Linked DNA regions of Homo sapiens: region 2 is linked to region 1. The links are chromatin loops, found by intact Hi-C in ENCODE. Cell type or tissue: PC-9. All regions are shown on one strand. Links, peaks and the distances in the headings refer to the core of each region. The heading gives the core; the rest is flanking DNA. Region 1 has its middle 34 kb from the start of BATF. Region 2 has its middle 27 kb from the start of JDP2-AS1.

Evidence for each region. Hi-C counts contacts between places; a loop is a spot of excess contacts. Peaks named below come from ENCODE experiments on the same cell type or tissue, not always from the same donor. Only the 100,000 strongest peaks of a DNase experiment are listed, where the experiment ranks them.
Region 2: it touches region 1 in a loop (8-fold over the local background); 3 of 110 quality-filtered maps call a loop at or near these places.

Annotation. Positions count from the first base shown.
Region 1 is chr14:75,481,044-75,496,516 of GRCh38, reverse strand. No RefSeq gene overlaps it. Among named protein-coding and RNA genes, the nearest start is that of BATF, 34 kb to the left of the region's middle. In PC-9, for the core only: CTCF peaks have their summits at 7,342 and 7,545 (motif pointing right); DNase peaks (open chromatin) are centred at 7,566 and 8,966; H3K27ac peaks cover 836 bases.
Region 2 is chr14:75,392,863-75,408,335 of GRCh38, reverse strand. No RefSeq gene overlaps it. Among named protein-coding and RNA genes, the nearest start is that of JDP2-AS1, 27 kb to the left of the region's middle. In PC-9, for the core only: no CTCF peak of the experiment used is centred there; a DNase peak (open chromatin) is centred at 7,865; H3K4me3 peaks cover 568 bases; H3K27ac peaks cover 2,108 bases.

The DNA.
Region 1 (15,473 bases), core at 4,238-12,237:
GAGAGAACCAGGGACTGAGAATCCATCACTAGGGACCTGGTTCTGGCTTTGCCACTAACTAGCTGTGTGACCCTGAAGATGCCGTTGGTCCAGCCTCAGTGGCCTCATCTGTAGGCTGAGGATGCTTGATCTACTCTAGGGAAGCCTTTAGGGAGGCTTAAAACTTTAAGAGTCTATGAAAAATGTTATCTCCAACTCCTTAGAACTTCTTCAGAATGAAAAGTCGGGGCAACATGATTCCTTTCCTAATTTCCAATGGTCTTATCGTGGTTCAAAGTGAAAATGCAACACGGCAGATTGGTTAGGAGCATGGGCTCTCAAAAGGTGACTTATCCATGCTCTGCAGTATCTTCTCATTGGCAGAATGTTCTAGAGTGGACTGTCTGGCTGCTTCCTGTGGTATTATAAGCTTTGCAAAAGCAGAAGACCTCCCACCTCCCGTGGTTTTGCACATTTGGAAGCTTGCCAGCTCTGGACAACCCAAATGACATCTATGTTTTCCTACCTACATTTGGGATCTTGACCGGCATTCTGGAACAAATTCTACCACTCCGGAAAATTTAAGCTTTCAGCTTCTTTTGCTGTTACCCATATGGTTGCCAAACTTGAAATTATGGTGTTGGCTAAATTCCCATCAATAATATCAGGTGACCCCTAGGGTTGTTGTGGGACTGGAAGTCGGCCAATTTCTATTACCTTAATGTATGAAGAGAAATGAACAGAGGTCCTAAGTGTTTTCAAATAGCTTGATAATTTATAGAAGAAGAAAAGAGAAAGAAGAAGAGGTAGAGGAAGAGGAGGAAGAGGGAGGGGAAAAAAGAAAAAGGAGAAGGGGAAAAGGGTGAGGGGAGGAGGTAATGAGGAAGAAAATGGCACTGAAATTTGACACAAAGAAAATAAACTAATTTTGAAACTCTCGGAACTACAACCTCACGCAGTTGGGTCTTTGTATAAGGATGATGTTGCTACTTTCTGTAGACAAAATCTCAAGGTGTCAAATGTCAAATGTCAGCAGTTGGAAGGACCTTGAAACTCAGAAACTCTATGAAAGGATATCCTTTCACATTGAGATTTTAGCTATCTCTTATGTTCATCTACGCAGAGACTTCATTTAAAATTCTGTTAAATGAAATCAACAGTTTTATGATACTTCCCTCCTCCAAAAAGGATGGGGGAAGCTAGAATCAGACGACTGAATTGAATCACAGCTCCACCCCTTGCAAACCATGTGCCTTTAGGCAAATTATTTAATCTTTCCGCATCTTAATTTTCTCACCTGAAAAATGAAGATATTACCAGTATATGTATCATGGAGCTGTTTGGAGGATTCCATGAATTTACAGCTTGGGTGCACTTGGTTAATGGCAGCCTCTGCCATCATTAATATGGCCATATCCTGTGATTCAGAATGTGACTCAGAGGCAAAGAGGTCTCACATCATGTGACAAGTCTTTGGGGCAAATGTCCGGTGACATCGCCAATTTCCTTCCCAAAGCCAAGAATCACTTAGCTCCATGACCGCCATGTTCACAGACTTCATTTCACTGGCCAGAGAATGGAAGCTCAGCAAAACCACACATGCCCCGGTGGCCCATGCTCCAGCTCAGCCTTTTAGCTATGCAGAGATGCACCACTTAATATTCCCCAACACCACCCCTTCTCTGCAGCATGGTAGAGGAAGGGTCCAGCACTTTGATTCACCTGTGCGAACATCTAAAGGTCGCTTCTCCCATGACACACAATGAGAGGACAACTGAGCTGAGATTCCCAGGGACCCTTTGGGCATCATGGGGATGGGAAGATGGGGTGTTGGAATCTCCCCATCTTTCAAGAAAGGTGACATCAGCATGGCCTGCTACCATGCACTCAGGCCAGAAAAGGTCTCAGCTGACCATCCTGGCTAACACGGTGAAACCCCGTCTCTACTAAAAATACAAAAAATTAGCCAGGCATGGTGGCGGGCACCTGTAGTCTCAGCTACTTGGGAGGCTGAAGCAGGAGAATGGCGTGAACCCGGGAGATGGAGCTTGCGGTGAGCCGAGATCACGCTACTGCACTCCAGCCTGGGGGACAGAGTGAGACTTTGTCTCAAAAAAAAAAAAAAAAAAAGAAAGAAAGAAAAGAAAAGAAAAGGTCTCAGCTATAATGAGACCACCTTGCCCCATCCCCACCCCCAAAATGACCACATGGACAGGGGCTGGCTCCCCTAGTTGTGGAATAATAGGGCACATGTACATCTGCTGATGCAAACCTTTAATGGATAATCATATAAGATATTTCACTATAACCAGGCTTCTTTTAAAGTTAGTACAATAGTTCCAACTTTCTTTATCACAATAATATAAAGAGTTGAAAAATTCTAATCATTCATTGAGCACCTATTATATGCCAGGCCCCATGCCAAGTGCTTTACAATCAGAATCTCATTTGAGGCTCACTCCACTGTGTGAGGCGGGTATTATGAGGGTCTCATCTTACAGATGAGGAAACTGAAACTCGCCCAATATCACACCACGTTAGGAAAGAAAAAAAAAGTTAATACCATAAGTGTAGTTGATTTATGATTCAACTATGAAGACTGGGATGGAAGGAAGCCCAGAAAAATGGAAACAGTTCATCTGATGGGGTGATAAGATTATCGGGGATGTTTTTCCCCTTGGTAAATATTTCTGTTGTTTTTGTACATTGATGCATTATACTACAGGGTAGAGAAGTTGGTTTCAAGCAGGGCTTTGCAGCCTCAGAGTGACATAGCGGAAAGTCTATGAGAAGCGGGGGGTCACGGACTGTCAACCTGGTGATAAATGTCCTAGGAGAAGACAAGCACCCTCCCCAGTCCCCCTCCCCACTCTCCATCCCCGCCTCCTCCCAGCCCACCTCCCAGCACACTCCCAGGCTCTTAGTGAATTGCTGGGTGTGCAGGGAGAGTTTGGGGGAAACCCCTTCTCCAGCTCAGGTTGACTTTGTAAAACTCACACAAATTTGCTCCTTTGGAACCTAGAGTGTTTTTTTTTTCCTTCTTCTTCTTCTCTTTTATGAATCAGCACAGAATTGGCCTGTGTGGGGGCCAGAGAAGTTTCTAGAATATAAATCTCGCTGAGGCCTGGTGCACCTCAGCCTACAGATACCTCCGTCCTCCCTCAGATTCCCTGCCTCATTAGGGGCACAGGCCAGGCTTACTTCAGCCCAGGCCCCAAGCTGCACCTTACCCTCCCTTTCTCCAGGGGCGCGAGCCCAGAGACAAGACTCCCACTCTCCCATTCCAAAGTCAATCTGTAGGGTCCCTGTAATCAACATGCATAAAGAGGGGAGAGGTCCCTGGGAGAAACGGTGGCTCCCCTCCCCTAAACTCAGCTACCCCCAGAACATGATGAGATGACACATGCCCTAGACTCCTCTCCACAAAGAGCCCCAAGTCAGGTGCCCCCACAGGTGCCATCCCTCTTTCCTCCCTCTCCCCGCAGGCTTAGCGACCCTCCCCACCGCCAAGCTGCTAATGAGAGCAGCAGACTGATTCACTTGTCCTCCTTCAAGTCCACCTGATGTAATATGTTGCCCCTCTGAGGGCATTTTCAGATCATCTGGGTCCCATGATCTTATTTCATAGATGAGTCAATGGAGGCTCAGAGCCATGAAGTGACTTGCCAAGATCGCCAGCCAGGAGGTGCCAGGCTGGGATTTCTTGCCCTACCACCATGCTGTACCATCCCCTTGTCTTGTTAAATGAGGTTTCTCATACACAGTATGTAAGGACTATGGTTTTGTTCATGAACACTACCTTCATCTTTCTTTCTTTCTTTTTTTTTGAGACAGAGTCTCACTCTGTCACCCAAGCTGAAGTGCAGTGGTGCAATCACAGCTCACTGCAGCCTCAAGTTCCCGGGCTCAAGTGATTCTCCTGCCTCCGTCTCCAGAGTAACTGGGACCACAAGTTTGCACCACCACGCCTTGCTAATTTTTATTTTTATTTTTTGATAGAGATGGGGAGGGGGCGAGTCTTGCTGTGTTGTCTGGGCTGGTCTCAAACTCCAGGCCTCAAGCAATCCTCCCACCTCAGTGACCCAAAATGCTGGGATTACAGGTGTCAGCCACTGTGCCTGGCCAACCGTCATCTTAATATCAGGCTGTGGAGAGGGAGCTGTAGTCAGGGAAAAGGAGCGATAGATGAGCTTGAGGGGTTGGGTCTGAAGAGGTGCTTGGAACCCCAAAAAGAGAGGCCAAGACTTGACCACAGGCCCCTCCCCAGTCCTGATCTGTTATATGCCAAGACTTGCAAATACCAGCTACCCAGAGGCATTGAGGGGGGAAAGGAGGACAAAAAGAGGTCAGCTATAAAAAACTAAAACTTGTCCCAAAATAAAGACTTAGAAACAAAGAATAAAAATTAAACACCACTTATCTTGTTATTCCTGGAGCCATCAGATTTTCAGTGATCTAATATCACTTTGACCGGTTTTTCTCTTCTATTCAAGCTTCTTTCTCATTGTGTTCACTTTGTAAGCTACTGCAAAAATTTTGGGGAGTGAACAAGACTTAAATCGTAAATAAGTAAGTGCAATCTATTGCTTTATCCTTATGGTGGTGGTTTATGTTGCCTAAGTTCAAAGCCGGGCTCTGTAGGGTACATGTGCTGGAATTCACTGATGGAGGGAACGTCTGTGTGGGGTCCTCCTTGGTGCCAGGTGCAGAGGTGCAGACAACCTGTGACCACACGCAACGTCTCAGTTCCACTCTTAAAGAACAGAGGCCCCAACCTCAACCTCAGAGGGTTTTCCAGCCCTGTTCCCGGACAAGCTGTCCCATGGTTCTGAAACTGACTGAAAGCGGAGGAGGGGAGCACACCACTCTGGGGGGAGCCCAAGAGACCAATCGCAACCACTTCCTCTGCCCCCTCAGTCATTATCCCAGACATCATCCATCGAACAACTATTTAACACTGGCTTGTGCCAGGCTCCATGTCACAGCTGGGAATTCATCAGTGACAAAACTGATGGAGCCCCTGCCCTAGATCCCACGGTCTAATGAGGGAGACAGATGCATAAGCAATTATAATTCCAGCCGGGCGTGATGGTGCACACCTGTAATCCCAGCACTTTGGGAGCCCGAGGTGGGAGGATTGCCTGAACTCAGGAGTTCGAGACCAGCCTGGGCAACGTGGTGAAACCACATCTCTACAAAAAAAAATACAAAAATTAGCTGGGCATGGTAGTGCATGCCTGTAGTCCCAGCTACTTGGGAGGCTGAGATATGAGGGTCGCTTGAGCCTAGGAGGTTGAGGCTGCAGTGAGCCATGACTGTGCCACTGCACTCCAGCCTCAATGACAGAGTGAGACCCTGTCTCAAATATATATATATATATATATGTGTGTGTGTGTGTGTGTGTGTGTGTGTGTCTGTGTGTGTATTTCCATGCAATAAATGCCACAAGAGAGGAAGGGAAGAAGTACAGAGGAGGGGTGTCCAATCCAGACCTGAGGGAGTCAGGATCTCTTCCCAGAGGAACTAAAATTTAAATTAAGACAGCAAGGCTCTATAAGACATAGGCCGGCATGGCAGACTAGCTCTCATGTTTCCTCTGCCTCCTGGACACAGAACAAGACTACATTTCCTAGCCTCCTTTGCAGTGAGGTGTGACTACGCCACTGAGTTTTAAGTTAATGTAATGTGGACAGTTGAGAAGCACCACTTCCAGGCCTGGCCCATATTCTTTGCTCATTCACTAGCTAAATGCAGAAGACTCCAATGTCCCAGAGGAAAGTAGAACCACAAGACCAAAGAGCCTGGATCCCTGAATCACCACATGGAAGACCTGTCCACCAATGGGGAGTTATTGCATGCATGAGAAATAAAGTTTGTTGTAAAGCCATGGAGATTTGGAGTTTATCTGTTACAGCAATTGGTATTACCCTAACTTATAACCAAGTAGGAGTGGGAGATAAAGTATGCCAGAAAAAAAAATTAGTAAAAGCGGTGACATGTGCCTGTATTCCCAGCTACTTGGGAGGCTGAGGTGGGAGGATCACTTGAGCCTAGGAGTGTGTGACCAGCCTGGACAACATAGTGAGACTCTGTCTGGAAAAAAAAGACTAACAACCAACCTAACTTTAGTGGGTAGCATTCAACCAAATGGACAGGAAAGAACAGAGGCTCTGAGGCAAATAATGGGATCAAACCCTGGCTCCATATTTCCTGGCTGTGTGATCTTGGGCAAGTTATTTAATATCTTTGCATTTTAGTTTCCTCATTTGTAAAATGAGGAAAAGAATATCTTCCTTGAAGGGTTGCAGAGAGTATTAAATAAATAGAACCTAGGATGGTTCCTAATACAAAAGGCTTATCAGATAATAAATCCCTTACTCCAAACTGTATGCATTCATAGAATGACATTTAACTAATAATATGCTTTGGTAACTGGTAACAGTAACAATAATAATAAACATTTACCGAGAACTATTTATGCTCCAGGCACTTTTCTAATTATTCACAATTATTAATTAATTCCATACTCATAGCCCTATGAATTACTTCCCCCCCACATTTTACAGATGAAGAAACTGAGGCACAGAGGTGTCGGTAACATGTCCAAGATTATCAGCTGGTACATGGTGGAACTGGAGTTTAAATCTAGGAAGGCATGGTTACAATTCCATGCTGCAGATGAAGGAACAGAGAGGTGGTGTAAATTGTTAAAGCCACACAGTCTTAAGGTGTTCTGGGGTTGAGGGCTCCAGCACCAGCCATGACTTCTTGGCATTCTGTAAGGGCACGGAGCAGACGGCCTCCTCTGACTCCGTGAGAAACACCATCCTTTGCATCTTGGCAGGTGTGCTGGTGGCTTTGGCAGTAATGACGCTGACCAAAACCAAAGACTGATCCTCAATCAACAGTGAGAAATCAGCAGGTGAACGCGCCCTGGGTCCCCTCCAGCAATGACACTGCAGCTCTCTCTGGCTGTGAAATGGAGGCTGAGTGGTTTGGGTTTTTAAAAGAATGACTTTTCCATCAGAGCTTTAAAGAGGCTTACACTGGAGCCACCTCATTTAGAAGTTTTCTTTTAAACTTTTTTTTAGTTAGTTTGTTTGTTTATTTATTTATTTTGAGACGGAGTCTCCCTCTGTCGCCCAGGCTGGAGTGCAGTGGCGGGATCTCGGCTCACTGCAAGCTCCGCCTCCCGGGTTCTCGCCATTCTCCTGCCTCAGCCTCCCGGGTAGCTGGGACTATAGGCGCCCGCCACCAAGCCCGGCTAATTTTTGGTATTTTTAGTAGAGACGGGGTTTCACCGTGTTAGTCAGGATGGTCTCCATCTCCTGACCTTGTGATACGCCCGCCTCGGCCTCCCAAAGTGCTGGGATTACAGGCGTGAGCCACCGCGCCCGGCCCTTTTCTTTTTTTTTTAAGTTTAAAAGGATTCTCTATCTCAGAAAAATGAAACAAAACGAAAACAGTTCTAAGAAATTGGGCCTCAGAGGGCAAACCTAAAGAAGAAACTGCTCCACAAGAAAGGGGCTGGACTTGGACTTGCCGAGCTTCCAAATGACCAGCAGAGGGCAGCAAAGACGCTGCCCAGAGAAGGCTGACGCCCCAGGATCTTCCTAGAATCATCCTCGAAGGAAGGGCTTTGTCCGTCACTCGGAGCATCCCCTAGACTTGGAGTCTCAGCTATTTAAAAAAGAATGGGCTTTGGGCTTGTTCTTCAGCTCATGTAGCTAATGCACAGGAACTTTGGAAAATTTGGGAGGTCTGGAAATATGTGAGTCAAATAATTATAATCCTGCCATCCAGAGAGAACTGCTGTTAATATTTTAATGAATATCCTTCTGGACAGATGTAGAAATGGATGGAAATTTAGATTATACATATACATATACATATACATATACATATACATATACATATACATATACATATACATATACATATACTTTTTTTGATTTCCTGAAACTGACATCAGTCAGTATATACGAATTGGTGGTCTGCCAGCAGGCTGGACGCAGTAGCTCACGCCTGTAATCCCAGCACTTTGGAAGGCCGAGGTGGGCAGATCATGAGGTCAGGAGTTTGAGAGCAGCCTGGCCAACATAGTGAAACCCTGTCTCTACTAAAGATACAAAAAATTAGCCGGGCATGGTGGTGCACGCCTGTAATCCCAGCTACTCAGGAGGCTGAGGCAGGAGAATCGCTTGAACCTGGGAGGTGGAGGTTGCAGTGAGCCAAGATCGCGCCATTGCACTCCAGCCTGGGTGACAGAGCAAGACTGTCTCAAAACAACAACAACAACAACAACAAAAACCCAACAGCAAAAAAAAGTATAGCCATATATATCTGCATGCATATATGGCTATATTTTTTGCCCTAGTGTCTCTCACTTGGGCAAGTCCCAAGTGAGACTTGGAGGACCAGCCTCTACTGCACCCAGCACAGGGGTGAGGAGCCGGCACAGCGAAGGGTGGGCGGGCAAGACCAGTGTCCTCTGGTGCCAGTGGTCATTCTGCTGATATATATCTGCATGCATATATGGCTATATTTTTTGCCCTAGTGTCTCTCACTTGGGCAAGTCCCAAGTGAGACTTGGAGGACCAGCCTCTACTGCACCCAGCACAGGGGTGAGGAGCCGGCACAGCGAAGGGTGGGCGGGCAAGACCAGTGTCCTCTGGTGCCAGTGGTCATTCTGCTGGTATATATCTGCATGCATATATGGCTATATTTTTTGCCCTAGTGTCTCTCACTTGGGCAAGTCCCAAGTGAGACTTGGAGGACCAGCCTCTACTGCACCCAGCACAGGGGTGAGGAGCCGGCACAGCGAAGGGTGGGCGGGCAAGACCAGTGTCCTCTGGTGCCAGTGGTCATTCTGCTGGCTCTCTTCATAGCCTGGGGCTAAGCTTTCTGCAGTCTTAGGGAGAGGAAGTCGTGGAGCTTTCTAGCTCAAAAATATTCTGCTGCATGAGCAGGTGCTCTGAGTTCGTTGAATTTCATCAAAATGAGTCATATCAAAGGTGTGAAAGAGTGGCAGGGTTTAAGGAGTTACCACATCCTGGTTCCACATGGTACATCATCCTTTAACTCCAGACAGAGGCACTACTCATTGGGAATTCAGGCTGCAGCAATGGGCATGGTGTTTTCTCTCCAAATGCAAAGACTTCGAACATTTCTTTGTCTTTGGATGTGGCCACCTATTCCCAGAGAAAAACATCAGCGTTCTTACTCTGCAACCCCTTTGCTCGTTGTTAAATGAGCTTCAAACCTAAAAAAAAAAAACAACCCACTGAAAGTGCAGCGATGCCTGAATTGAGTTTTAAATGAGACACAGGTGTTGACTAGGTGAAGCGATGGGGACATCCCACTACCCAGAATTATAAGCAACTCTTGTTTCTCCACACAAATAGATGGGCCACCGCTGATTTCCTAAGGGAATTCTTTGTCCTTGCTTTGGAGTGAGATAAATCCGGCTTTGAATATCAACTCCACTACATCCTTATTTTGTCCTTGGGCAAGTCACATAACCCTGGGCATTCCAAGGTAGAGCCAAGATTAAAATGTTGGAAGCGTTTAGAAGGAAGTAAGAGCTGTTCAGTCTGGCTGGAGCAGAGAATGAGAGGGGCCAGAGCAAGACGGGGCAGGGACGCCGCACTAGGGAAGCCCACCAGAAGCTGCCGCCGGATCTTAAGCAAGGGTTAAATCCTATGATGACAGATGATGTTTTTCCAGTCTCTCAAGAGTTATAGCAAAAACCAACAACATGCATTGAAGGTTGTATGTATTTTACACATATGAAACTACACATATAGTCCATTGGCAGCATTGTGTCCTATTCGGGTGACCATTATTGGCTCCCATAGGCAGTTTGGCAGGCTTCCTACCCAACCCCACTCTGCATCCCAGTTGCACACATGAGATAATTCCAGTGAGGGTTGTCCCCACCCTCTTAAATGTGTTGTGGTCACATTCACAGCTCAGATGGTCTTTCTTTCTTTCTTTCTTTCTTTCTTTTCTTTTCTTTTTCTTTCTTTCCTTCCTTCCTTCCTACCTTCCTTTCTTTTTTCTTTCTTTTTTCTTTCTTTCTCTCCTTCCTATCTTTCTTTCTTCCTTCTTTCCTCTTTGTTTCTTTCTTCCTTTCCTCCTTTCTCTCTCTTTCTTTTTCTTCCTTCATTCCTTCCTTCCTTCCTTCTTTCTTTCTTCCTTTCCTCCTTTCTCTTTCTCTCTCTTTCTCTCTCTCTCTTTCTTTCTTTCTTTCTTTCTTTCTTTCTTTCTTTCTTTCTTTCTTTCTTTCTTTCTTTCTTTCTTTCTTTCTTTCTTTTTCTTTCCTCTAGATAGAGTTTCACTCTTGTTGCCCAGGCTGGAATGCAATGGTGCAATCTCAGTTCACTGCAACCCCTGCCTCCTGGGTTCAAGTGATTCTCCTGCCTCAGCCTCCTAAGTAGCTGAGATAACAGGTGCGTGCCACCACGCCTGGCTAATTTTGTATTTTTTGTAGAGACAGGGTTTCACCATGTTGGCCAGGCTAGTATCGAACTCCTGACCTCAGGTGATCCACCTGCCTCGGCCTCCCAAAGTGCTGGGATTACAGGTGTGAGCCGCCGCGCCTGGCCTCAGATGGTGTTTCTTAACCTCTGTCTGTCAATCATGCTTAAGCCTAGCCAAGTTGGGGTGAGTGGTAGGAAAGGAAAGAGGTCTTTTTAGCAGAGAGGGACATCTGGGTGCTCAGCAGAGAGGTAATATTCAGAGGTGAGGTCTTCTCGAGACTTGGCACTCCCAGGCATTCACGCTGACCCATCAGAATTCATCATGAAGTTGGAGCATGATATGGTTTGGCTTTGTGTCCCACCCAAATCTCATCTCAAAATGTGATCCCTACATGTCAAGGGAAAGAGATGATTGGATCATGGGGTTGATTTCCCCCATGCTGTTCTCGTGATAGAGAGTGAGTTCTCACGAGATCTCATGGTTTTATAAGTGTTTGGAAGTTCCTCCTTCATGCTTCTCTCTCCTGCTGCCTTGTGAAGAAGGTGCTTTGCTTCCCCTTCACCTTCTGCCATGATTGTAAGTTTCCTGAGGCCTCCCAAGCCATGCGGAACTGTGGGTCAGTTAAACCTCTTTCTTCATAAATTACCCAGTCTCGGGTAGTATCTTTACAGCAGTGTGAGAATGAAGTAACATAGAGCTTCCTTCTCAGACCTCTATTGTGGCAGCTTTTGTTTGTTTTATATATATAAAACAACCATGGTTGTTGCAAGGGTTAACTCCAGCAGGCCTGGAATTGACATAGGCTGATTTACCGAAATAAGAGCTATTCCTGCACAGCACTGAGCCCTGGTCAAGGCATTAAAGATACTCATTAACAGTGCTGTTTTGTAACCATGAGTCTGAGGGATTTCAACGTGGTTTGTACTGGCTTATCAGCAGTGTTTATTTTTATTTTTACTTTGTTCAGCATTGTGTATTGATAACAGTGAGATTGATGATTTGTTCCTGGTCTTGGTGAGACCCCTGGAGGACTGTGCTTTTGGGGCTGGTGACACAGCAAGAAACATGCCTACATGAGCAGAGGGGTATATGACACCCTGCTGGAAACTCCAGCTTGGGCTTCCCAGTTCTGAGGTGTTCTGTGACACACAGGTGACTCTAGAGAGAAGGTATGTCTTGCGTGGCTCTTCCAGAGGTGGAACAATTGGAGCTTGCACCTGCCCTCTCTGGATCCCTTGATGTCTTACTTAACTGCTGTTGCATTAAATGAATGGTTTGCTGCAATAAGCAGTAGCTTTGTAAGCACTGTCAACTTGAACTCTTTGAATCTTCTTTAGCAATCAAACCCTGCCTAATGACCATTGTTAGTGCACATAGGATGTAAGCAGCCCTGGTTTTCTTTTTTTAAAAAATAGAGACAGGGTTTTGCTACGTTGCCCTGGTTTTTAAAAGGTTTAGATCTACACAAATAGCCTGGATAAAGGTTCATAATCTAAGTGAAATGAGTAAGTCGCAAACTAAGATGTAAAACATGATTTCATCTTTATTTCTTTTAAATGTGTGATGCCGTGTGTGTGTGTGTGTGTCTATCTAAATATATTTGTAGAAAATTAAGGGAAAAAACAAAGAAGTGTAAAGAAGTGTGCACACTAAATCATAAATGAGGGTTACCTTGTTGGGAGGTATGTGAAATGAGGGAATAGAATGGACTGGAATGTCTACTTCTCCGATTTGAATGTTTTTGTCCTCTCCGAAATTCATGTTGAAATTTAATCCCAATGCAACAGTATTAAGAACTGTGGCCTTTAGGAGATGGTTGAGGCATGAGAGCTCTGCCCTCATGAATGGGATTAAATGCTCTCATAGAAGGGTGTGATAGAGGGAGTTTGCCCCCCTTCCACCAGCTCTGTCCCTTCCACCATGTGAGGACACAGCGTTTCTCTCCTCTGGTGGACAGAGCAACAAAGCGCCATCTTGGAAGCAGAGACAGGGCCCTCACCAGACACTGAAACTGCCGCCATCTTGGAAGCAGAGACAGGGCCTCACTAGACACTGAACCTGCCAGCACCTTGATCTTAGACTTTCCATCCTCCAGAAATGTGAGAAATAAATTTCTGTTCTTTATAAATTATGAAGTCTGTAGTATTCTGTTGCAGAGGTACAAACAGACTAAGAAATTGGTACCAGAGAAGTAGGCCTGCTGCTATAACCAGTATCTTGAAATATGGAAGTGGCTTTGGAACTGGGTAAGGGGTAGAGGATGGAATAGTTTTGAAGCATATGCTGGAAAAAGCCTGTATTGTCATGACCAGAATGTTAAAGGAGATTCCAATGAGGGCTGTGAAGAGGAAAGTTGTAGAGACAGCCTCAGTGTTAGGGATTATCTAAATGGTTGTGAACAGAAGGCTGGTATTCTAGAAAAAGCCAATCTGATGAAGTCTTAGATGAAAACGAGGAATGTCTTATCAGAAGTTGGAGGAAAGGCTATCCTTGTTATAAAGCAGCAAAAACTCGTCTGAATTGTATCTGTATCCTACTGCTTTGTGGAAAGCAGAATTTAAGATCAATGAACTGGCATATTTAGCAGAAGAAATACCAAAGCAAAGTGTTCAGGGTGTGGATGGCTTCTCTTAACTGCTCATGGTAACATGTGAGAAGAGAAATAATTTAAAGATGGATTTTTTTTTGATGGAATTTCCCTCTGTTGTCCAGGCTGGAGTGTAGTGGCACGATCTTGGCTCACTGCAACCTCTGCCTCCCGGGTTCAAGTGATTATTTTGCCTCAGCCTCCTGAGTAGCTGGGACTACAGGTGCGCGCCACCATGCCCGGCTAATTTTTGTATTTTCAGTAGAGACGGGGTTTCACCATATTGGCCAGGCTGGTCTCCAACTCCTGACCTTGTGATCTGCCCGCCTCGGCCTCCCAAAGTGCTGGGATTACAGGCGTGTGCCACCGCACCCGGCTTAGAGACGGAATTTTTAATTAAAAGGGAAGCAGAATGATTTGGAAAATTCTCAGCATGGCCATGTAAAGAATAAAAAAGCATGTTAGGAGAGAAAGCCAAGGGTGTGGCCAAGTGACCACAGATTAGTAAATCTGTTAATCTGTTGATAAACAGGTTAGTATAGACTGAAGGAAGCTGGATGCTGTTCACCAAGATGATGGAAGAATAACCCTGAAAGCATTTCTGAGATCTCAGAGACTGCCCTACCCATCACAGTCAGGGCATTGAGGGCAAAATAATTTCAAGGGAGGGGCCCAGGGCCCCTGTGGAACTTGGGGTCCCGGGGATCCCGGTCCAGGGCCTCCTCAAGTCTCTGCTAACTGTATTCTGGCATGGTGCTCCTTGGTAGCCCCAGCTGTTGCTCAGGTGGGCCCAGGTGCAGCTGAAGCCACCACTCCAGAGGACACAAGTGGTGAACCTTGGTGGCTTACATGTGGTGCTAACTCCACAGGCATGCAGTGACGAGCTGCAGAGGCAGGGCTACCTCCACCTGGATTTCAAGGGATGCCTCAGAGAGCCTCAGGGCCCAGGCAAAGAAATGGCACAGGGAAGGGGCTGCTGTGGAGAGTCCCCACCAGGGCAGTGCCTAGTGGAGTCCTGGCAGCGGGGCCACTCTTGAGACCCCAGGACAGTAGAGCCTCAGGAGTGCAACCCCAGCCCTGGAGCGCCAGTGGCAGGCTACTCACCCCCAAAAGGCGTCTCCACCTTGTTTTATGTGATTAAAAAGAAGAAATGGGGTCATAGGCCTTTAAAAAAATTAGTAGACTTTATTTATTTATTTATTGAGGCAGAGTCTCACTCTGTCACCCAGGCTAAAGTGCGGTGGCACGATCTCGGCTCACTGCAACCTCCATCTCCCAGATTCAAGTGATTCTCGTGCTTCAGATACCCAAATAGCTGGGACCACAGGCTCCCACCACCATGCCTAATTTTTGTATTTTTGATAGAGATGGGGTATTGTCATGTTGGCCAGGCTGCTCTCAAACTCCTGACCTCCAGTGATCCACTGTCCTTGGCCTCCCAGGGTGCTGGGATACAGGCGTGAGCCGCTGTGCCTGGCCAATAGATTTTAATTTTTAGTTTCACAGAAAAGTTGAGTATAGGTACAGTTTCTATATATTCCCTCTTCTCCACACTGCCTCACCCTGTGTACCGCCTCCCTGACAGTTTCCCCTATTGTTAATAACTTGCATTAGTGTAGTACACTTATTACAATTGATAAACCAAAAAGATACATTGTTATTTAAAAAAGTCTACAGTTTAAGGTTCATTCTTTGGTTGTATAGTTCTATGGGTTTTGACAGATGCATAATATCGTGTATCTATCATTAACAGTATCATAGGGCAACGTTTCACCACCCTCGTAATTCCTTGTGCTGCACCGTTTCTCCCTCTCTCCTCCCTGCAGCCCTGGCAACCGTAGATCTTTTGATGATCTCCCTCCTTTACCTTCTCCAGAATGTTACATAGTTGGAATCATGCAGTATGTCGCTTTTGCAGACTGGCTTCCTTCACTTAGCAAAATACATTTAAGGTTCCTCCCTGTCTTTTCATGGATTGACAGCTCATTTCTTTTCATCGCTAAATAATATTCCACCTTTTGAATATATCATAGTTTATCCATTCACCTATTGAAAGACATCTTGGTTTCTTCCAATTTGGGGTGATTATGAAAAAAGCTGCTATCAACTTTCGTGTGGACATAAGTTTTCAATTCATCTGGGTCAATACCAAGACATGTGCTTGCTGGATTACATGGTAAGAGTAAGTTTGGCTTCATGAGAAATTGCCAAACCGTCTTCCAAAGTGGTTGCACCAATTCTGCGTTTGCACCAGCAGTGAATGAGAGTTCCTTTTGCTCCACATCCTCGCCAGCATTTGGTGTTCTCCGTGTTTTGGATTTCAGCCACTCTAATAGGTGTGTGCAGGTAGCTCATTGTTTTAATTTATAATTCCCTAATGGCATATGATGTTGAGCATCTTTTCATGTGCTTATTTGCCATTTGC
Region 2 (15,473 bases), core at 3,232-11,231, 87 kb after region 1:
AACATTAATTGAATGAATGAATCGATCAATCCATTAGATTTTTCCTGAGCACCATCCCCTGCAGCACGGATCTCAGTACGAGGAGGGTCGACTTTGGGCCTGTTCAAAAGGGCAGTTTTCCCGAAATTATAAAGAACTGAGTATCTGCAAGAAGCCAACAACATATGAAGAAATGCTCACCACTCATCATCAGAGAAATGCAAATTAAAGTCACAATGAGACACCATCTCACACCAGTCGGAATGGCCATTATTCATTATTTTTAAAAGTCAAAAAACAACAGATATTGGCAAAGATGCAGAGAAAAGGGGATGCTTTTTTTTTTTTTTTTTTTTTTTTGAGACAGAGTCTCGCTCTGTCGTTCAGGCTGGAGTGCAGTGGCGCGATCTCCACTCACTGCAAGCTCCGCCTCCCTGGTTCACGCCATTCTCCTGCCTCAGCCTCCCGAGTAGCTGGGACTACAGGCGCCCGCCAACACGCTTGGCTAATTTTTTGTATTTTTAGTAGAGACGGGGTTTCACCGTGTTAGCCAGGATGGTCTCGATCTCCTGACCTCACAATCCGCCCTACTCGGCCTCCCAAAGTGCTGGGATTACAGGCTTGAGCCACCACGCCCGGCCTGAAAAGGGGATGCTTTTATACTGTTGGTGGCAGGGTAAATTAGTACCACCTCTACGGAAAAAGCATGGAGATTTCTGAAAGAACTAAAAATAGAACTACAATTTGGTCCAGCAATCCCACTACTGGTATATACACAAAGGAAAAAAAAAAAGGCATTATATAAAAAAGACACCTGCACTCATGTGTTCGTTGCAGCACTATTCACAATAGCAAAGACATGGAATCACCCTAAGTGTCCATCAGTGGATGACTGGATAAAGAAAATGTATCTATACATGGTATTCCATGGAGTACTACTCAGCCATAAGAAATAAATAAAATCATGTCTTTTGCAGCAACATGGATGAAACTAAAGGCCATTATCTTAAGTGAAATAACCCAGAAACAAAAAGCCAAATACCATATGTTCTCACGTGTAAGTGGGAGCTAAATAATGTGTACAAATTGATATAGAAAGTAGAATAATAGACACTGGAGACTTGGCAAAATGGGAGGGTGGGAGGAGGGCAAGAGATGAGAAATTACGTAATGGGTACAATATACACTGTTTGGGTGATGGTTACACTCAAAGCCCAGATTTCACCACTGTACAATATATCAATGTAATAAAACTGCACTTGTACTTCCTAAATCTATTTTAAAAAGAAAAAGAACTGAGTATCTGGTCCCTAGTCATAGTCTAGTCTTAAGCAATGCTTCTCACACTTCAGTGTGCATTCAGAGCACGCTACGGTTTGAATGTGTGTCCCCTCCAAAACTCCCCAATGTGGCCATATTGAGAGGTGGGGCCTTTAAGAGGTGATTGGGTAATGAGGGCTCTGCCCTCATGAATGTATTAATTTATTCATAGCTTAATGGATTAATTGGTTAATAGATTAGTAGGTTATCATGAGAATGGGACTGGTGGCTTTCTAAGAGAAGGAGAAAACCAGGCACAGTGGCAAGCATCTGTAAACCTAGCTACTTGGGAAGTTGAGGTGGGAGAATTGCTTCAGGCCAGGAATTCAAGACCAGCCTGGGGAACATAATGAGACCCTGTCTTAAAAAACAGAGAGAGAAAAGGAAGAAAGGCCTGTCTATCACACGCAGTCCCCCTGCCATGTGACGCCTTGTGCTGCCTTAGGACTCTGCAGAGTCCCCAACAGCAAGAAGGCCCTCACCAGATGCAGCCCCTTGACCTTAGACTTTTCAGCCTTCATACCTGTAAAACAAATGTCTTTTATTTATAAATTAACAAGTTTCAGGTATTCTGTTATAAGCAACATTAAAGGGGCTAAGACAGAGTCCCCAGGGATCTTATTAATTTGCAGATTCTGATTCAGCAGATCCAGGGTAGGGCTTGAGAATCTGCATTTCAAACCAGCTCTCAGGTGACTCCGATAAGGAAGCAGCCAGAGGGAGGGAGGCCAAAATGCAGACTTTGAGCTGGCTGGCGAAGGTCCTCAGTGTCATACCATGGAGCTTCCATAAGGGCTCCTCTCTCTTTTTTTCAGGATTTGGAAATTTGTTTGAAAAGAGATGAGACTCCAGGTTCTGGTGTCTCCACTGTATGGGAAAGCAGCTGAGACACAGTCACATTTAAATAAACTTTCCAGAAACTGCAACTTAGCCCTCCAAGTGCCAAAATGGTTTTTCTGATTATTGTTTTTGGTAGAAAGATTTCTAATGTTATTAAATACTATTTTGCCTTCTTAAATGGAGTACATTAAACAGAACCTGACTCTTGGTTTTTTTCTCCTTCTTTTAAAAAAATTGTTGGTGAAGTATATCTCATACATGAATAAAACATGGATGCACGGTATAAATAATATAAATAAAATACCAACAGACCCATGCTCCAGTGAAGAAAAAAATATCACAATGGTACCTGATAAGCCTCCTCCTTCTCTGTTAGAAGTAACCACACTCCAGCAGACTATACATTGTGTCCTTGCTTCTCTTTACCACACATGAATGTAGCCCCAAACAATATAATTTGTTTTGCCTGTTCTTGAATTTTATGTAAATCAAATTGCTATTTTTATATTTTCTTGTGATTAGTTCCTTTTGCTGAACATTGTGTTTTTAATTTTCATTTATTTGTTTATTTTTTTTGAGACAGGGTCTTACTCTGTCACCCAGGCTGGAGTGCAATGGCCCAGTCACAGCTCACTGCAGCCCTGACCTCCTGGGTTCAGGTGATCCTCCTGCCTCAGACTCCCAAGTAGCTGGAACCATAGGCTCACACTGCCATGCTCAGCTAACTCTTTCTTAAATTTATTTGTAGAGACAGGGTCTCATCATGTTGCTCAGGCTCATCTCCAACTCCTGGGCTCAAACAATCCTTTTGCTTCTGCCTCCCGAAGTCCTGGGATTACAGGCATGAGCCACCACACCCGGCCGAATGTTGTATTTCTAGATTCATCCATGTTGCTGTGTGTAGCTTTAGTGTGCTCATTTTCCCGGCTGTATTATATCCCATTGTAGAGCATACCACAATGCACTCATTTGTTTTCCTGTTTGGTGGATATCTGAGGAATTTTGAGTACTGTTACAAACAGTGCTGCCATGGATTTTCTGGTACATGTCTCCTGTGACCATTGCAAGAGTTTCTCTCTGCACACGTTTAGGAATGAAACTCCTGGATCAAGGACTCTGCACATGCTCAGCTCTCCAAGGTGCTGCCAAACCAGATTCTCAAGTGGTTGTTCTTCTACCAGTGATTGGGGAACTGCTCATTGCTCCGCATGTTCACCAGCACTGGATAATGTCCTGTGGTTTAACTTTTCTAACTTTTCATGACACCCAGGATTTTCATGACCCCCTTCCCTGTTTGTGTATTGGGCTATAACACAGACTCGATACTGTTACACCCAATCGGCTCTGATGCTAGGCTCTCCTGACTGCTTTGTCTCTGAGTTTAACACAAGCTAACACCCATCTTATAATTGCTGGTAGACTGTCAGTCCACGGCAGCCTTTCCCCTCTCCCGTCCACATTCAAATCTGCTATGGAATGGGACGTTCCTCATCCAAATTGTTCCTCAAACTTTGTCTACACAAACAGTAAATATGCTCTGAAGGAGGGTCAAGATGGTGCACCTGTGAATAAATACATAAAATCTAGGCAGTGGATCCTGTGACATTTATTTTGGCTGTGAATAGTGTTTTTTGTCTTGTTTTGCTTTGAGAGTTGTTGTTTGTCTGTTCATTGGTTTTGGGGGTTGTATTGATTTCTGCTCATTTTCTGGTTCCTGGCAGTGTTCCAAATAGCTGGGGTTGCCGCATAAATCACTTCTGAACAAGTGAAGTGCTGTACCCTTTGAATGTACTTCTAATTTAATTTTGTATTCATTTAATTAAATTTGTATTTAATTTTTGTTGTTGGTATTCCCCCAAAAATATCATGTTTCACCTCGTAGATGGCACATATCCCTATGCCAAGAGACACTGAATATTCCAAAGAACCCAATTTTGCCCCCATCAACAGCACCCTCAGAAACAAGAATTGTTAGGACTGTCTGACTTTAAATGGAATTCATGCCTCACGTTGAGTTTGAGATTATTCCATGGACTCATCTAATGGCAAAACCAACAATCTTGGTAAAATCTTATTGTTAAAAAGTAGTTTGACAGGGGCTAAGACTGGGTTACTGACCAACTCTGGCAGATGTAAGCAGAATGGGAATTTATTAACAGGATGTTGGATATTCACAAAATCATCAGGTGGACTGGAGGACCAGGGTTGAGGCCATATAGCCAAAAACAGTGCCCAAAATCATAAAATCACATGGCAGAACCTGTTCAGTAAGGAGCCACCACTGCCACCAAGCACTGGGCACCTCATCTTGCCTCACACATGCCCCTGGTACTGAACACCGGGGGCAACCACTGCTGCCCAGGTCTCGAGCCTATTGCTGAGGCTGCCTGGACCAGAGAGCCTGCCCTTCGTGGAGCCTGGTTACAGGCTGTGACCTAGCTACAAGAGAGTCTGGGAAGACAAATGTGTTATTTTGGCTTGAGTTCTATCTATTTAGATAGAAGACTCAAAATAATTATGGTCTAAACAACATAGAACTTTATTTTTTGGCCAGGCATGGCGGCTCACATCTGTAATCCCAGCACCCTGGGAGGCCAAGGCAGGTGGATCACTTGAGCCCAGGAGCTTGAGATCAGCCTAGGCAACACGGCAAGACCCTATCTTTGCAAAAATACAAAAATTAGCCAGGTGTGGTGGTGCACGCCTGTAGTCCCAGCTACTCAAGAGGCTGGGGTGGGAGGATCACTTGAGCCTGGGAGATCGAGGCTGCAGTGAGTTATGATCACGCCACCACACTCCAGCCTAGGCAAAAAAGCGAGACCCCTTTCTCAAAAAAAAAAAAAAAAAAAAAAGAAAGAGTTTTTTTTTTTCTCTATGTAAAAAAGTTTGAAGGCAAACAAAGTTGGAGCGAGACCACTCTGGAGCTCCTTCTGCACTGCCTTTGCACACTGCCTTATGGACCAATAAGGCTGCTTGGGAGCCTGCCATCAAGTCCACATTCCAGATATCAGGAAGGAGAAAAGGGTAAGAAGCAGGCCCCCTCCCTCCCTTTACAACCACTTCCTGGAAATTGCCCATATCACTTCTGTCTCAATGGTTGAAACTTGGTCGCTTGGCAACATCTGGCAGAAAAGAGTCTGGGAAATGTAGTCTTTGGCCCAGGCAGCCATGTGCCCAGCTAAACATTGAGGGTTCTCTTATTAAAGGAGAAGGGGAGAGTGGACATCTGGGGAAGCCACTGGTAGTGTTGGCCACGACAAGTTCTTAGCAATGTTTGCTTTGTGTTCTGGGATGTGAGCTCTGTTCCCCACCATGGCTCAGAAAAGTGTGTGTGTGTGAGTGGGATACTCCCCAAACACAGAAAGGGGGTTCAGAAGCTAGACCACATATATATATATGTGTGTGTGTGTGTGTGAAAATAAATTGAGAACACAAAATGGCCACTACCATTTCTTCTACTCAGTGGTAGGCTGATTTACAGACTCACACAGGATGAGAGCATTCAAATGAAGGCATTTGGCAGAGAAAGACTGGAACATGGAGCAGAAGAGATTTGGAAATAGAGTCGTTTCCATCACGCAAATCTTCATTTTATCACAGGTTTGTGGGACCAGGGCAAGAATTCAAACAACAATTCACATACCATGTATCTAAATATTTAAAAGCTATAAGTCAAGATAAGAAATTATTCAATAAAACCTGTCTTCTTCTCCTGTCTTCACAAATGAACCTCCATAACATTCTGGAAGGCCAGGTATGACTTTAGAATCCTCAGACTCTTCAGACCAGAATGCAGCAGCAGAAGGAAAGGCAGCCCCGCTCAGGGCCTGCCTGCCGTTTGTTCCAACCCTCAGCCAGGGCCCCTTCTCAAGTGCACATGCTTGACACCAGCCTGCACCTCCGGGTTCTGCCCACTGCCCAGTCCCAAGCAGCTATCCCTTGGCCACTGGCTGCACAGGCTACCTTGAGAGGGTGGACCATGGAAACAGGCCCACCCAGAACCTGGAAGTGGGCTTGGGCCATTCGGGCAGAGATTCTGGGGTCCTGAGTATGGAGCATGGGCTGGAAGGGGTGGGTGTGGGCATAGACTCTGTCTGGGCATCACCCTCAGCCCTGAGGACCCCCTCGCCCCAGGGACAAAGGGAGGCCTGCGGGGAAGGGATCTCCAAAGGGCAGGGCTTGCCTGGTCTCAGAGTGGTACTGGGTCACTTTGTCACACTGACTGGGCAGGCTTGTCCATAAAGTGAATTGAGAATAACTGGAAGCTTTTTTGAGAGTTTTCCCTATTCCATCTGGGATCTAAAGATTGCCCCTGGATTACTGACGATGCGAGAGGGATTTCTTTAGCCATGACTCTATGTTGGGGGAGATTCAGCACTAAGTACATTTCTCTTCATCTCTGGAAACAAATCCAAACTATAAAACCAAAACCAAAATAGAACAACGAAAAACAAATCCCTCTTCCTTCCCTTGACACACTCAGCCCATTTCTCTGTCGGTTTCCTTCAGCTCTGACACCCTCCAATCAGGCTCTCTCCCATCGTTCTTCTGCCTTTCCGTGCTCACTTTCCTCCCCCCGCCCTTCTTCCCTGGCTCCTGTCTTAATCCCTGCCATAGCGACAGGGAAAAAAACAACATAACACTGGGGCAGATGAGAGCTGAGTTTCAGAGCCCTACTGAGGAGCGCAGGCTAGCGGGGAACCAGGAGTTTCCATAACGAAACTGACAAGAGGAAAACCTTGAAATCTTGGAGGAGTAATGAGGAAAACCTTGGGGTTAGAGAAAGAAGAGGCCTTCCAAAAGCCCAGAGGAGGCCGAGATAAAAAGAACAAGGAAGGGCCAGGCGCAGTGGCTCACGCCTGTAATCTCAGCACTTTGGTAGGCCGAGGTGGGTGGATCATGAGGTCAGGAGTTTGAGACCAGCCTGGCCAACATGGCAAAACCCCATCTCTACTAAAAATACAGAAATTATCTGGGCGTGGTGGCATGCGCCTGTAGTCCCAGCTACTCAGGAGGCTGAGGCAGGAGAATCACTTGAACCTGGGAGGCGGAAGTTGCAATGAGATGAGATCATGCTGCTGCACTCCAGCCTGGGTGACAGAGTGAGACTCCATCTCAAAAAAACAAAAACAAAAAAGAACAAGGAGGAAGGGCTTTGGAAAGTTGGTAAAAGGTTAATCTATTTGCCCTCCATGCCACTTAGCCCCTGACCATCCCAAAACACAGAAGTCAACATCCTTGGGATGAATTATGAGCAGAGGGAGAAATTCCAGGGCAGGGGAGCAGACATCAGGAAAACTGAGATCCTTCTTCTGAAAGGACATAAAAAGTTAATATTTTTGTAAATTGGAACCCAAGCATTTCAGGCCTGGTGGGATGATAAGGGGTTAAAGCTTCCACGGAGCAAACCTAAAGTAGCTTGGAAGGGTGTGGCCCCCAATTTGATTTATTTTAGAAGCATGGAAAGCCAATGAATGTGCTTCTGGCCACAAGACAGGACAGGTGAGAAAAAAGAAAGGAAAGAGGCCTGGTTTGTGTTTCCTGGAAAGGGAGTGTCGTTACAGCTCTCCTGGGGAGCACACACACGCCTCTCGTAAATGTATATGAGCCCTGATTAGTTGGCTCCTGCTCACCACCCTAGCATGTTCCCAGTGGCTGGCTCCCTGGCGTTCTGGCACTCAGGGCTGCCAACACCTGCCAACAACAAGGAAGCTGGGTATTGGGGCTGCAGCTTTTGGAAGCTGCTTATGAAACAGATGACTAAGCCCTGGGGGCAGGGGGAGGGTGCAGCTCATGCCTAGCTCAGCGAGAACTCAATCCAAGTCAGCCTTGACCCGGTGCCAACCATGTGCCAGGCTAGTCCCTGGGGATGTGAAGATGACGAGGCATGGTCCCTGCTCCAAAGGACCAGGCATGCCCATAAAGAATTGTAATCAGAGGCATGAATCTGCAGAAGAGGAGAATACAGGGTTTGGCAGTGGACATGATTTCCCAGGGGGACAGTGATAGAGGCAAAAGAAGGGGGAAGGGGAGTTTCTCCATTCATGTAGTCAGGCTAAGAGTTTTAGCCTCTTCCTAAAGCACACACCCTCTTCCTCATGCCCTCTTAATCCAGTTAGTCTGGCTTCTGTCACCCAAGTGGCTCTCAGACTCTTTCCTCTTCTCCTGTCTTGGCTCAGGTCCTCATTTCTGGCTTTGGCCCAGGCTCTTTGCACTCAGCACTGCAGACAACTTCCTACAATTCAGGTCCAGTGGGCTTGCCCCCCTCCTTGAAGCTGTCTATTGTTTCCCATTGCCCCAGAATAAAAGCTAAGCCCCAAGGTCCTTCACATTGCAGCCCCAAGCTGCCTAAAGCCGAGGGCTCAAGGAGGCTTCAGTGTAGGTTTGACTCAATAGCACCACAATGTCATCAAAACCCCTTCTTCTTCTTGGTGTTTTCCTCTCTGCCCTCCATGGTGTTGTCTTCATGCTCAGGCAGGCTTTTCTCATGGTGAGAAAACGGCTGCCACAATTCCTGTTTTCACACCTATGCTCCATGCTGTATAGAAGGAGAAAGGGAGAGAGCTTCTTTCCCTGAACCTGCCAGCAAAGTCTTCTCCAGTCTCTCAGGTCAGAATTGGGTCATTTGCCCATCTGCAGGCAAGAAGGGATTTTGCTGATTAGTCTATACTGGGGCTATTTACCCCAAGCCTAGGCCAGGGTGGAGTCGACTTCCTCCAAAAAATATGGGAAGTGTAGGGAGGGTGGATACCCCAAGGAAAATGGGGTAGTTACTGAGAGAGAATGGATGCTGAAGAGGCCACCCTTCCAGCATCTCCTCCCGACAAGCCCCACCCAGCTACTTCTTTTTCCCAAACACGTCATGTTCTTTGGTGTCTCCCAAGCCTTTGCACATGCCTTCCCTTCACCTGGGATGGCTTTTCATTCCTCTTGCTCAGTGAATGCCTACTCATTTCTCAAATGCTTGCCCATCACTTTCCCTATTCTTTAGATACTGCAGTCAACTTAAGGACAGGTTCTTATTCACTCCTAGCATAATGCAATACCTGGCAAAAAGTAGGTGCTCAATAAATGTTTATCAAGTTAATGAACACTGCTGATGAGACAATAGCAAATCCCAAGTTCACAACAAAGAGCTAGTATGTCTTCAAAATCTCTTCCCAACATCTAAAATGTAACAAATATAAGTAGAATTGTAGTGTATAAAGCTAGGATGGGTTCAGGTAAAGAAATGTTGAGGGGCCAGAGTTTGTCCAAGCATCTCTAGCATCATCCCAGAAAAAGGGCTCCCTCCCAGGCTGGCAGGAATGTTTTAGTTCTCCTGGCAGGTTTGTAGGTCCTGAAATGGAAAGGGACCTATCAGGCTCTCATAGTCCGATCCATTAATCTTCTAACCATTTAGACTAGCCTACTGGGAAGAGATTGAAATGGTCAGCCAACTCAGGCACTCTCATCTGGCTGACAATTATAGTCTTACTGTTCTTGAATAACTTGGCCTTCTGGTTTACCAGAGAATCTGCATTTCATTAGCATGGTTTGGTCTCTGAGACCAACACTATCAGTTGCTTCCTCGCTATTTTCTTCCTTAGTCACAGAATCCCTGAATTTTAGCCAGCGACTTGGTCACCTAGAACACAGAGTACATTTCTCAGCCTCCCTTGCAGCTAGATAGGGCCATATGACTAAATCCCGACAAATGGATGTAAATAAAAGTAATATGTGTGTAACTTTTTGGAAGTGCCATGAAAAGGTGGTAGTGTGTCCTTCTTCCCTTTTCCTTTTCTGCAGGCTGGAAGGTGGTCGCACTGGCTGGAGCTGGAGCAGTCATCTTGGACTGTTGTGGAATTTGGAAATATAGCCCATGCATGGTGGACCAACAGATAGAAGGAACTTGGGTTAAATATTGCACAAAGAGCCATATCAGTAGCCCTCAAGACCTACCTAAGCATTTACATAAGAGAAATGCATTTCTCTCTCTCTCTCTCTCTTTTTTTTTTTTTTTTTTTTTTAGAGATGACGTCTCGCTTGTCTCTTAAAGTTGGGCAACATAACAAGATACCATTTCTAAAAAAAAAAATTAGCTGGCACAGTGATGTGTACCCATAGTCCAAGGTACTTGGGAGACTGAGGTGGGAGGATCACCTGAAGCCAGGAGGTTGAGGCTGCAATGAGCTATGATCACGCCACTGTACTCCAGCCTGGGCAACAGAGCAAGACTCTGTCTCTCTTAAAAAAATTATATTAATTACATGTTGAAATAATAATGGTTTAGCTATATTGGGTTAACATATGCTTTTTACTTTTTAAAATGTTACTACTAGAAAATTTTAAGTTACATTTATGGCTCACACTATATTTCTGTTGGACAGTGCTTCCCTGGGCCTTGTCCCCTCTGTCTGAACTGATAATATCAGATTACTGAGCCATGTAAAGCTGAGAGATGATTAGAAACTGAGCTCACACTCACCCACCAAGGTCTAGACTCTAACTCTGCCTCTGGCTCTGTCTGTCTGTCTGTCTGTCTTTTGCTCACTGGAATCTCTCACCTTATTTGTTAAATTACCTTATCTGCAACCAGAATAGGTATAAAGCTCAGCACAGAGCATGGGTCAGCCCAGAAGGAATGAGAACAGGAATCAGGAGGTGCTCAGGAAGTCTGAAAGGAATGTCTCTGGGATCCAGGCTTCAGTACCTAGCTAAGGCAGCAGACCACCCACAGGTACATGATCACTTTTATCAGCAGCAGAGAACCACATTTCAGCCATACCAAGCCTTCTTGAAAGGCTTCAGAGAGGGGTTTTGTATTTGGACCTCCAGGAGAAATACAATACATACACTTTCAAATTGTCCATTGATCTGAAGGAGAAAAAGGAGAATGTCCACCTGCTTGGGGTGCAGTTCTCCGTGAAGATTTTCCGATAGGGCTGTGTTAACCCATGCCTTAGTCAGCAGAAGCCATCTTGAACTTGTTCAGGCAATACCAAAGAAAGCTTCCTGGAAGAATCCTGGGATATCCATGGAAGCCAGGGCCAGCAGGCTTTCTCCAGGAATAGAAGCCCAAGAACTGGAAAGGCACTGGGAACCAGGCAGTATCTCTGCATTTTGAATCTGCAGCTCTGTTTTTTTCTCCTCTCTGCAAACCAAGCTGCTTTTCTTCTCAGTCCCCCAACCTCACCCCACCTACACACTCACACATGCACTTTCTTTCTTTTTTTTTTTTTTTTAAGACAGAGTCTTGCTCTGTCGCCCAGGCTGGAATGTGGAGTGCAGTGGCGCCATCTTGGCTGACTGCAACCTCTGCCTCCTGGGTTCAAGCAATTCTCGTGCCTCAGCTTCCTAAGGAGCTGGGACTCAGGCACGCGCCACCAAGCCTGGCTAATTTTTTTGTATTTTTAGTAGAGACGGGGTTTCGCCATATTGGCCAGACTGATCTCTAACTCCTGGGCTCAAGTGATCCACCCACCTCGGCCTCCCAAAGTGCTGGGATTACAGGTGCGAGCCACTGTGCCTGGCCCAACACTTCCTCATTTGTATCTCTTCCACTCAGGGCACCATATCAAACCAACTGGCTATCTCTTGGTCATCAAAATTCTAATAATCTGATTGACCAAGCCTTGGGCAACTGTTCACCTTGGTTTATGGAAACCAGGTGGCAAGGTCACATACTTTACACAGGCTGTCGGAGACTCATCTCTTTGGGTGACTTCCCATGCTACCTATGAGCTGGGTGGGTAGCATCAGAAGTATCCATCAACAACCTGGGGGCAATCACTGATGTGCCTTATGCCAAAGGACATGGTCAGCATCACCGTCATCCCCATCATCTGTCCTAATCACAGCCAACACGTTACTTCATTCAGTCCTCTCAACAGCTCTATTTTACAGTTGTAAAATTGTGATTGTTCCTATTTTACAGATTTAGAAATTGAGGCATCACATGACCAAGGTCACACAGTTAGTTAAGGGCACAGCTAGGAATCAACCGCAGGAGATCTGCCTCCAGTCTGGGCTCGTAACCACTGGATTCTACTCCCTGGAAGTACCCAGATGCTCTACTGTCCCCAGGGAAGCCCAGGAAGGGTGACATCACCTTCTCCCTCTGTGGCATGAGCTCTGTTCCTCCCTGCCCTCCGTCCCTGCCACTCAGGCTCATGCACAGCCCTCAGCCACACACACGTGACATCTGCTTTCCAACATTCCTTCCACCTTTCCTGATGCTGTTCCTCTGCCCAGAACCCTTTTCTCCCCACTCCCCCTCTATGTGACTGGCTCCTTCATGTCTCAGCTTAAATGTCACAGCCTCAGGGAGGCCTCGTGACACCCCAAGCCCCAGGCAGACCCTTCTTTTGTGATCTCACCACTCCTTGACCCTATCCTTTGGACCACGTTTCACCATTTGCGATCAGACACCTTTGGTGTGTTGTCTGTTTCACATCTGTCTCCTGACCAGACCGTAAGCCCCAGCAGCGTGAAACCCAGGTCTGGCTGGTTTACTGCCTTATCCTGAGCCCCATCTGAGTGGGGGCTCGATAAATGTTTGTCGAATGAATTAATGAAATGGAAAGGTACCAGGACACCAACAATATGAAATGAAACAGAACAGCCCTGGAAGCAAAGGGAGAAGGGTGCACAGAATGTGCAATAATAGCCGATAACAGACAGAACAGGACACTCGGGAACATGCGGCAAGGGCACCAGGACCAGAACTCCCCCTGGCCATTCTAGAATGTTCGCAGCTCAAGTGGTCTCCTCTGAGAGGATGCTGACCAGAGCTCCGGGTGGATTATAGTACTCAGGGGGACCAACCTCATACTCCCGTGCAGGAGCCCTGCTCCCAGTCTTGCTTGGAAAAAGATGCTACACAAAGGAGCCCTTCTCTCGCTTACATGGAAACTCCTGTCTGGAATAGTTCTAGTCGCAGCCTTCATTGCTGGGTCCCTGCTTCTCTGTCTATAAAATTATAGCTGAGCAAAATCAGATTCTTGTTGAAAATTAACATTTTAATCCCCAGGTGTCGACTCAGCATTCGGGAAGTTTCAAGAGTCCAACACAGTGTGGCAAAAAGAGCAAGGAGACAAAGAGCTTGACTTCGCCTCACTGGGCTTCCAATTCCTCTTCTGCAGAAACCAGAGGGCTGGATTCATAACTATGGGACCCTCTCCACTGCCAAAACTCTGTAATTCCTTGGATAAATCTTTTAGAAACTGAAGCTGCCTTTAAGGGCCCTAAAGTAATGGTAAAATATAATAGTAAACCGTACTAACTGACTCTTACAAAGTAATTCTTAGGTTTCAAGCCCCATGCCTAGCTCTCTTCACAAATTACTTCATTTACCTTGGTGGACTCAAGACCCAGAGATGGTAAGTAATTTACCCAGGGCCACACAGCTGGTAGGTAATGGACTTGGAATCTGAGCCCAAGCCAAACATATATGTTTAATTATTACCATCTTCTGCCTAACCCAGTGGCTCTAACAGCTGGGGATTCATTTAGACACTCAGGTACTTGAGTCAACTTTATGAATCAAAAGTAATAATACTGACCTGTCCTGCTGAGGGACAGTGAAAAATGGGCTGCTGACTTCCTGCAGTAGAACTCAGTATAAAACAAGCAAGAGGTGAAAAATCAAATAAGGCTAGGCACGGTGGCTCATGTCTATAATCCCAGCACTTTGGGAGGCTGAGGTGGGAGGATTGCTTGAGCTCAGGAGTTGGAGACCAGCCTGGGCAATATGGCCAAACCCCATCTCTACAAAAAATACAAAAATTAGCCAGGCGTGGTGGTGCATGCCTGTAGCTCAGCTAGCATGCCTGTAGCTCAGCTACTCAAGCAGCTGAGGTGGGAAGATCACTTGAGCCTGGGAGGTTGAGTCTGCAGTGAGTGCCACTGCACTCCGGTTTGGGTGACAGAGTGAGACCCTGTCTCAAAAAAATAAAATAAGCAACAACAGGCTACCCCAGGTACATAAAGCCTCAGTGATCTAGGGAGATTCTGATTCTGTCAACAGCATGTAGTTCTCACAGCATGGTGGGGAGAAAAGATGGGGATGGAAGGATTTGTTCATTACTGCACCACAGAACACGAGAATCAGGTTCACCCCCGCTCCGTCTAAATACTCCCCTAGGGCAGCCCGAGATCAGAGCTGAGTGGACCCAGAGTGCAGGCTGCGTTGTCAGCTGCCTGAGGGACACCCTCAACTCTCCCAGCCTCCCATCCGCCGCACCTGCTGGTTATAAGCCCTTTAGTGTAGGGACCATGAACTCAGGTGCGATGAGAGGCAGGCAGATAACAGAACTGGGCAAAAGGGGAGGCTGGGGATGACAGCTGATTGTTGTCTTGCCCTGTTATCAGACACTCCGCTTTAAGATAAATAGATAACAGACTTTATTCCACCTTTATGTGAAATGTGTTGATTTTTAAATACTAGAAACTTACTTTTAAAAATGTCTTAAAACCATGGCAAGGTGAACAATATGCAGGAATGGGCCAGATACGGCCTGGGGATCCCTTTGCCATCCTGTTTTCTGTGTCATGGAGGGGAGGCTTTTCATTAGTAGACTAAATATTAGAATGCCACATGCTTTCTTCTCTAATACTGCAGCCACCGCTCCTGCAAAGAATACTAAATCATAAATATTCCAGTTCTTAACCCATCTGCTGTGCCTAAGCCATGTCAGGGCCCATTTGGTCTCCTCTGTGAGACACGCGGCAGGGCTCTTACAGACGACTCCACAGGGACAGGGCAGGGAGCCCTGGAGGGAAGCTCTGAAAGAGGCGTCCACCAGGGGTTTTTGAGGATCCTGGCTACCCTTGGGGGTATGAGGGGATCTGCTCCTACAAGGTGACCCTGGTCAGAGCATCAGACTCTAGTTAAGTGAGCCAAGCAGAAGGGAGAAGCTATCCCTCTCCCCACATCCTCTGCGGAGGCCTCAAGGTCAACTCGCTGGCTCCGACCCCCTAGCCTACCAGTTTCAGGCCTCCAGGAAAGAGCAAACTGCTAAAGCTGGCCATGCATCAGGAGGAAACTGGCTCTCTCTAGGCCTAAGACTGAGTAAGGTTCTTCTCTGTGCTCTAGGGAGAGCCCTGGAGTTGCCAATGCCTCACAGGGTGAAGGGGAAATCAAGCTCCTTCCTCACTATCCCAAGCAGCACTCCAATCTCTGTGTTTCTAAGACCAAAACCAAAACAAAACAGGCCCCTAACGCCCCAAAAACTGCAAGCAGATATTTGAAAGAATGTGACATTGTTTCAGACTCTTTAGTTCTTTTAAAAGCAAATGGATGCACCTCACCTGTGTGAAACTCGGCCACGTGGCAACTTTCCAGGTCTCTATGA